Linked DNA regions of Mus musculus: region 1 is linked to region 2. The links are chromatin contacts, found by Hi-C or POLR2A ChIA-PET in ENCODE. All regions are on one chromosome and are shown on one strand. Each heading gives the region's core, a stretch centred on a gene start or an enhancer-like site at or near the end of the contact. The rest is flanking DNA. Distances are from core to core; before and after follow the strand shown. Region 1 holds the start of Psma5 (proteasome subunit alpha 5). Region 2 holds the start of Atxn7l2 (ataxin 7-like 2).

What was found. A loop is a pair of places that touch in the nucleus more often than their neighbours do. ChIA-PET counts read pairs that join two places held with the same protein, here RNA polymerase II (POLR2A).
Region 1: a loop to region 2 is called in a map of left cerebral cortex, with 5 times the contacts of the local background. The contact joins the promoter of Psma5 here to the promoter of Atxn7l2 in region 2. A Hi-C loop is called at or near these places in 14 of 37 maps with a recorded cell type or tissue (adrenal gland, gastrocnemius, heart and 2 more). POLR2A ChIA-PET finds 5 or more read pairs at or near these places in 4 of 5 experiments (Patski and embryonic stem cell).

Annotation. Positions count from the first base shown.
Region 1 is chr3:108,254,221-108,258,351 of GRCm38, reverse strand. Psma5 (proteasome subunit alpha 5) reads right to left here and starts at 1,426. Exons shown (of 9, transcript NM_011967.3): 1 at 1,047-1,426. The coding sequence starts at 1,075.
Region 2 is chr3:108,208,203-108,212,178 of GRCm38, reverse strand. It overlaps Atxn7l2 (ataxin 7-like 2), which reads left to right and starts at 1,652. Exons shown (of 11, transcript NM_001289545.1): 1 at 1,652-1,834; 2 at 3,674-3,739. The coding sequence starts at 1,708. It also overlaps a transcript of Sypl2 not described here.

The DNA.
Region 1 (4,131 bases), core at 177-2,676, 46 kb before region 2:
AGTGTTAACGACCATTTTACTTGACAACAGGAAATAGTTTTAAAACTTCACCGATATTTTCTGAGTCAGCAAAAGGATGGAGATTAATATGTATGTATATATGTGTATATATAAGTATGTATTGAGCCTGTCAAAATTGTGGCACCTGGAATGACATATATATATTTTGACAGGCTCAATACATACTTGCCAAGAAAAGTAATTTCTCAGTGGTAACCTGGAACTAAGAAAATGTCTGCTTTCCCTAACTTTTAAAGGAACCCAGTGGTTTGCAAAACTGCTCAAAACAGAAACTGAAAGTTACAGTATCTACAGCATTTATGACAGTATTAGTTAGCATTTTCGAGACTTGAAAGTTTTTAGGTTGTCTGCTCTTTTAATAAACACAACCACACAGCTTTGACTTTACAAAACATTTAGCTTTCAACACAACACTAAAATTAACTTGCTTTCAAACCTCCTCTCACATACACACACTTTGGTCAAATGGAATCAGTGTATTAAAACTCTTCTGAGAACCACTGTACATTCAAGTTCCCACAAAACCAGATTGTAGGCAATATATTTATCCGAGCATAGCTGAAAACTGCCTTCGCTCTTCAAAAAAGATTAAAATGTACAGCACAGGACGGATTCCTACAAACTCATCCAATAGTCTCTGGTAGCTTCTATTCAAGGAAACTCCTTTCACTTTTCTTTTTCCTAAGCAGTCAGACTTAGGTTGAAAAGACGGACGCAAGGCTGGTGTCCCCCTAATCTACTCCAGGTTAAAGGTCCCGATCCCTCTCCGCCGCCTGCCCCAAGCAGCCCCAGCCTCTCGCTTCCGCGGGGAGTCAGGATTAGCGGTGACTCAGCGGGACAAGTGCAACGGGTCCGCTGCAGTGTAGCTTGGGGAATCTCGCCGGGCGCCTCGGGAACCAGATTCCCCGGGTCCCGCCAGACTTAGGTTCTCCGGGCGCCCCATGACACTGCAGAACCCAGGCCGCGGCGCGGGCCCCAGGCCCGCCCACCCAAATTTCGACCCTGCTGCTTCCCGCCGTACGAACCTGTCGTACTCGGACCGAGTGAGGAACATGGCGAGGACAGAAGGAGGCGGCAGTGGCTACGCGGGGTTCCCAAAGGCCACACGATTGAAAGCAGCACCCTAATCAACCACACCGCCACAGCACCAAGGACCCTGCAGCCGTCTGCGCGTGCGCACGCGACCTTTTTAGCCCGCCCTCCCGTGCTTCCCTTTTATTGGCTGATTGATATTCTCGCCGCGATGATTGGACTTGACAAGCTTCTTCACCGGACCTGGGTTAACAGGGAGGCGGAACTAGAGAGCACTTCCGCTTTCCGTCACCCTTGGTTGCTACGGGCGCTGGGACTCGAGGCAACCGGTGAGAGTGAACCTCGTCGTCGAGGAGTGAGCACGCCGCGCTTTGGATGGCTGCAAGACTTGGCCTGATGACTGGGTTGTCGGAATCGTGACGTAAGTCTCGCCAGCTCGCGTAAATGCAGCCGGGGGACACCGGTCTCTTACTTCGCGCTCGCCTGCCCAGCTCTTCGCTGTCTTCCCGGCTCGGTGGCAGCCGGAACTAGGTTTGCTGAGGACTTTTTGACTTGGGTAGAGAAATGTGTGCGCCTCTACCAGCGTGCCCGGCAGTTCTGCCAGCCGGGCTTGTTGAAAAAAAAAGTTTTAAAAGTTGATAGGTTCTAATCAGCAAGAACGTTTTTCAATTTCTTGCATAGGTACGATTATTTTATCAAGTCTTTCCTGGATTCGTACACATCACCACCACCACCCTAACTATCCAAGTTTCAGACCCAGACCTGGAGTTCAGTATCGGAGCTTCAGATTAGTCACTGCTTTTAAGGACCTTAATTTGTGTATGTGCTTCTTGTTTTCTCTTCCTAAGGGTAGAAGAGCAACTTGAGCTTTTTTTTTTTTTAAGAAACATTGTAAATGAATCATTTATCAAAGAAAGTTAGGTGGTTAAGAAGTCCTGACTCGGGCTGGAGAGATGGCTCAGGGGTTAAGAGCACTGGCTGTTCTTCAGAAGGTCCTGAGTTCAAATCCCAGCAACCACATGGTGGCTCACAACCATCCTGAATGAGATCTGACTTCCTCTTCTGGTGTGTCTGAAGACAGCTACGATGTACTTACATAAAATAAATAAATAAATCTTTAAAAACAAACAAAAAAAACAAAAAAAAAAAGAAGAAGTCCTGACTCTCTAGGAATGTAACTCGGTGACAGAGTACTTTCATAGCATGCATGAACCTCTGCCCAGGCTTGGCGGGGGTGGGGTGTGAGGTGGTCAGAGTACAAAGTTTCAGGTAAGATTAATACCTAATGGAGATATATGATACACCAGGATGACTAGAGTTAATATCTTACACTTGAAATTTTTCTAAGAAGGTAGATTTTAATCACTACCAAAAAAGGCAAATGTTAGTGAAAGTTAACTTAATCGTGATATATACCTATATCAAAACATAATTCTGGTGGCTGGAGAGATAGCTTAGCACCTGATTCCCTTCTAGATGCCCACATTTGGTTCTCAGCGTCCTAGTCAGGCTGCACATAACTACCCTTTATTCTAGCTCTAGGGGATCCACTGCCTTTTTCTGCTCTCTGCTGGCCCCTATATATGTGTCACACATAACACACACACACAAACACACACACACACACACACACACATTGAAAAGTCTTTTTAAAAATACCATTCTGGGTTGGGTGTGATAGTTCCTTTAATCCCAGCACTCAGGAGGCAGGGAATCTCTAAGTTCAAGACCAGCCTGGTATACCAAGTGAGTTCCAGGCTAGCCAGGGCTATGTAGAGAGACCCTGTCTCAAAAGTAATATTTTTAAACATCATTTTTTATAATGTAAATGTAAGCAACTACTGTTTGTCAATTATACCTTCATGAAGGAGAAGGAATAGGAGGGAGGGAGAGGCCGTGTAATGAGCCATATTTGTCTGAAAGGGAAAGCTAGTTCTCTGTTTTGCTTTTAGTGAAAGTACTTACTTTTAGCCTACTCCGCCTTGAAACCATGTAGCTTAGGTTGTCCTAGAACTCCAGGCCATTTTCCTGTCTCAGCCTCCCAAATTCTGGGGTTATAGGTAGGCAACACCAAATGTAACTCTAGCTGATTGTGGGTTAAAAAAAAAAAAAGGAAAGCTTATTTTCTTTCAACCTCTGAGTTCAGTGAGAGACTGTATATCAAAAAAATAAAGTGGGAGGTAATCGAGGAGGACAGGGATGTCACAGAAGCTGTATGTGCTCTCACACACATAGTCACATCGTTTTTCTACTGTAGCACATCACAGAATGTCTTGCCTATAATTCAATAAATGACTCCCTCGTGGACAGTTGAGCCAGATGTCCTTCCCAGGAAAGTAATGAAGGAGCCAGAAGAAGGTAGATGGAATGGGAAAGGTTCTCATTGATGAGTAACAGAAAAGCCGAGGGTCAAGTCTGGATCCTGGGTCCTGAACCATGGGTCTCCAGGTCTGAATGTTGTATGGAGTGATGGTATATATGTGAATCCAAGGAAGGCCTGGCAAAATAACTTTTACGATGTAGAAGTTTGGTTTGTATCCTTACTTTCTTATTGGCTAAAACCTACAGTCACGGAGACCAGGAATATGATGGTCTGGTGGTAAAAGGCACCTACCACCGTCCTGACAATCTGAGTTCCATCCCCAGGACCTACATGGTTAAAGGAGAGAACCAACTCTTGCAGATTTTCCTCTGACCTCTACACACACTTCCTTGTCTACTTGACACAGCCTATAGTCTCCAGGGAAGACGACCCTCCGCTGAAGAATTGTCTAAATCAAACTGGCCCATAGCTATGTCTGTAGAACACTATGTAATAGAGCTGGCCAAGCTTGAGCTTGAGAGTGAGCGAGCCAGCAAGCTGCATTCTTCATATGATTCTGCTTCTACTTGCTTAAGTTTCTGTCCTGACTTCTCTCAGTGATCGATTATTACCTGGAAGTATAAACCAAATAAACCCTTTCTTCCCCAAGTTGCCTTTTTAATGATGGTTCTTAAACGCTATAACCTCCCTTTTAGCCCACCACCCACAGAGGTAGTGTGAAAGAAAGGATATGGGGGAAGTGGATCTGTTTAGAA
Region 2 (3,976 bases), core at 403-2,902:
ACACTCCTCTCCTTGCAACTCTGAACCCCAGGCAACAGAGTCTGCTGGCTAGGCAATTGCTTCTGGCAAGCCCCAGTCTAGTGACATCGACTCTTTTGGCGGCACCCAATTACTCCAAAGAAACCAAGACTCATTAGCAAACTTGGACCAAACTCAAAAGGCAAAAGACAGTGGCTTCCACAATGCTGCCTCCGTTTGCTCTCCTACCATCTGTGACCCAAAGGACAAATCGAGGGCCATATGCTTCCCTCTTCTCACTGTAGTGTTCACGCTGCACAAACTCACACCTATCCATCTCCTCAGACAGTCACATGTCACATTTACATTCTCTAGAAAAATGTACTTGGGCACAGTTTTACATTTAGTCTCATCAGGTTTCTGGGCCTCTTAGGGACCACCTCTGGGTGGGTCTTAGGTTTAGAACTTCTGCCCTCAGATGTTATTCTTTATGTAGTTAAACTGCTCTTATATGGGAGGCAGAAAGTCACAGACCTTGACTTAATTGCTCCCAAACTTGGCTTCATTTTAGGCAAAGGGATGCAATATGGCGTGATGGGTGAGGTAGTCAAAGAAAAAGAGGATTAATATTTAATTTCCAATGAGAATGGGGACGGAGATGAAGGTAGATTTTTGTCTCTTCTGTGAGGGTGGGAAGAAATATTATCAGCTGAGAAGGTGGGTGATTAAGGTACTTTCTGGACCTTAGCAGAAAAAAAGAAAGAAAGAAAGAAAGAAAGAAAGAAAGAAAGAAAGAAAGAAAGAAAAGAAAAGATAGATATGAGAAACCTCCCTATGCCAAGGCTTCAATAGCAGCTTTTCCAGCGGTGAAAAGATTCACTAGAAAAAGAAGCCAAAATGATGAATGGAGTCAGGGTCCAGCCAGGATTTGGGAAGAGGCGGTGCAGGTTATCGATTGTAGTTCCCAGGAGGAGAGAGACGATCAGCAGAGACACTGCAAACACCAGCAGCCTTGGGGCTACCCTAGTTCTGGGGCTGGTTCTGGATCGGCGATAGCCTTCTGTCATACTGACAGGTGATCTTAGCAAGCTCAGCCAGGTCCTCCCAAACCTAAGACACAGTACTCCAAACCTCCGTTCTGCATCAAGGCAGCGTGCGTTTCCCATAGAGGAACAGCACAGGAGCTGTGGCCCTCCCCCACCCCAAGCCCTGTGTCCTTCAGCACGTCCTGCACACTCCCTCCCCTTGCCCTTCTGATTCACTGCGCCCACCTCCTTGCACCTACCCTATTCGATCTACAGGGGTGCAGAGGCGCTTCGTGGCCGCCAGCCCAGGAAGGGGCGCCAGCCAGCTGGCGGATGCACGGCTTTAGAAGAGTATCTTGGGCAGAAAGAGGTTTGGGGCTCGGGTATGCGCAGTAAGTTTGGGAGAGTGAACTAGTGGCACAAAGGACGTGTACGGAGGGGTTGAAAGAGGATATCCCGAGGCTTTGATCTCTCCTTCCCCGCGTGCGATTGTGCATTTCGGAAGGGATCCCTCGGCTAGCTCCGTAAGCATCGCCACCCCTCCGCAACTACACTTCCCAGAAAGCTGTGTTGAGAGTGAGGTAGTGGCAGGAGGCACGAGCTGCGCTTGCGCAGAGAGTGAACTGGCAAGGTAGGGGGAGAGGGAGGCGTGCCCCCGGTCGGAGGGTGGGGGGAGGGGGCCGCGCGGCGGCGGCGCCAGGGCGGGCGCGCGTCCGCGGCGGTGATGGCGGTGCGTGAACGCGCGGTGGCAGCAATGGCCGCTCTGGAGCGGCGAGTGCCGAGTCTCGATGACTTCGCGGGACAGAGCTGGAGCTCGTGGGTGGAGCGGGCCGACCTGCCTGCGGCAGACGGTGAGTACAGACACATTAGAATCCGGGGACCCCATCACTATCTCCCCTCCCCCCCAGGGCCCCCTCCAGCTGAGGGGAGCCGCCGACTAGAGCCGCCGTCCGGCTCCCCGGCCCCCCAAACAAAGGACCCGCCGGGTCCTAGTGCCCGCCTGCTCAGACACCTTCGCGCCTCCGGGTCCTAGCGCCGGCGTATCGCTCGCAGCCCACCCTGCCCACCTCTGTCTCTGCGGGTGTACAGTACCTGCCCCCCACTTTACTTGCCTTTATCTTTCTTCTCGTGAGCCGTCCTCCAGCTTTTTTCGGTTCTGCACCTGCTCCGGCTCTACCCATCTGCAACAGTCCTCTCCACGTGTTTCCCACGCACCCCACTTCTGTGCCCCCCTCCCCACCCACTTGATTCTTCGCCTTTTGCCCCGCACCTTAGCTTCTTTCAACGTCTCCCTGTCTGCTCAGTTTTCCCGAACCCCCGCCCCCTCTGCTTTAGTTCATCCATCCTCCATCCATCCATCCATCCATCCTCCCGACCTCCCTCTATCAGTCCATCCATACATGACTCCAAGCCTCCATCCTTTCCTGGGCCTCTTGTCCTGCCCCTTGGCTCTCTTCCTTGACCCCTATTTTCTGTAGGCCCTTGAGTGTCTTTGGTGAGCAGGCCTGCAGCCCCTTCTGATCTTTGTCTCCTGGGCCCCAGGGAGCACCTGGCCTCGTGGCCTTTCGGGGTGACAACAAGCATCACACCCCTGAAGAAGTTTGCAAGTGAGAAGAGGTGGAGGAGGAGATCTCATGGAGCGGTCTCTAATGCCACTTGTTCTCTTTTGAGACCTCTGACTTACAGCTCTGTTCTGTCATTCCCCACACTTGAATTTAAGGGACTTAAAAGAGTGGGAGCTGCCCCTTATCTTTTGCATGCCTAACCCACTACCACTTACATCTGGGTATTATGATTGCCAATAATCTTCTCATCCTAGAAAGGGGCCACTCTGTTAGTGAGCATTAGAGAGTCATCCTAGATGGGCATACAGGCCACCCTTGGACTGCCCCCATGCTGAGTGGGCTAAGATGGGGCCCTCGCTGGGTCTAGGTGCACTGAGAACTGGAAATGGACTCAGATTTGGTGACTCAGAATTGATCCCCCCACCCCCACCCCAAGGGACAGGGAGGGGGCTTAGAGGAGGGGGGCGAGGAGTGAGGTAGGGGGATGGGGAAAGAGCTGCTTTGCACAGCTAAGATGTTTTTGTCATTAACCCAGAAACTGAGGTACAAGGGCAACCCCTGGACAAAGCCCCCCTAAGAAGGGGAGGGGCTTGCGTAGCTGATCAAGGAGACTTTGAAGATGCCAAAGGGTCCAAAGACAACAGTTTTTCTACTCTATGGCCATCCTATCAGTGCAGGACCTGAGAAGCTGAGTGTAACTTTGATGATACTATGGTAACTTGGGTGGAGCAAAATGAGTTTATGGGGGTGGGGATCTGGGAGGGCATTTGTCTGGGATGCCACAGAGTAGAAGAAAGGACCCATGCGAGCAGTCTCAAAAGGGACCTGTAGAAAAATTTTAGAACCATTTCCCTTTTAAATGGGGGAAGCAAGGCCCAGAAAAGAGACATTTACCCATAGTGGCCCATCTAGTCAGCCGTGGAACTAACTCTGTACTGTACCCGGGAGTGAAGGGTCACTGTGATCCTTAATGGGGTCATCATAGGCATTTGTGAGTGACCCGTGGAAAGTGTCTTCAGGAATTCTGAGTGCTTGTCTGGGAATGTGGGCTTCATACCATTGGGCTGCAGGCCCTGCTGGGTTCTGGGACTCGGGTGGGCATCCTCAACTGTGCTTCTCCTCCAGGGGCTGAACTAGAGGAGAACAGCAAAAACACGAAGAAACTTGACGCCATGACCCTCATTAAAGAAGGTGGGAGTCCTGCACAGAGGCTGGGTGTCGGGAACGTGGACCAAGCTTTCCCTCTCCCACTGGAGGAAGGAGCTTGAAGCAGCAGCGGGACTGCTGGGGGAAGAAACCTCCTTTTGATAAGTCTGAGTCAGTCAGTTGTCCTGGCCCCTGGGACCTGCTGGTGGTGATCCTAATCACGTGTGGTTGGTGCCCACATACAGGAAAGCCCATACACTTTGGGTCTGGTCAGATGGACTG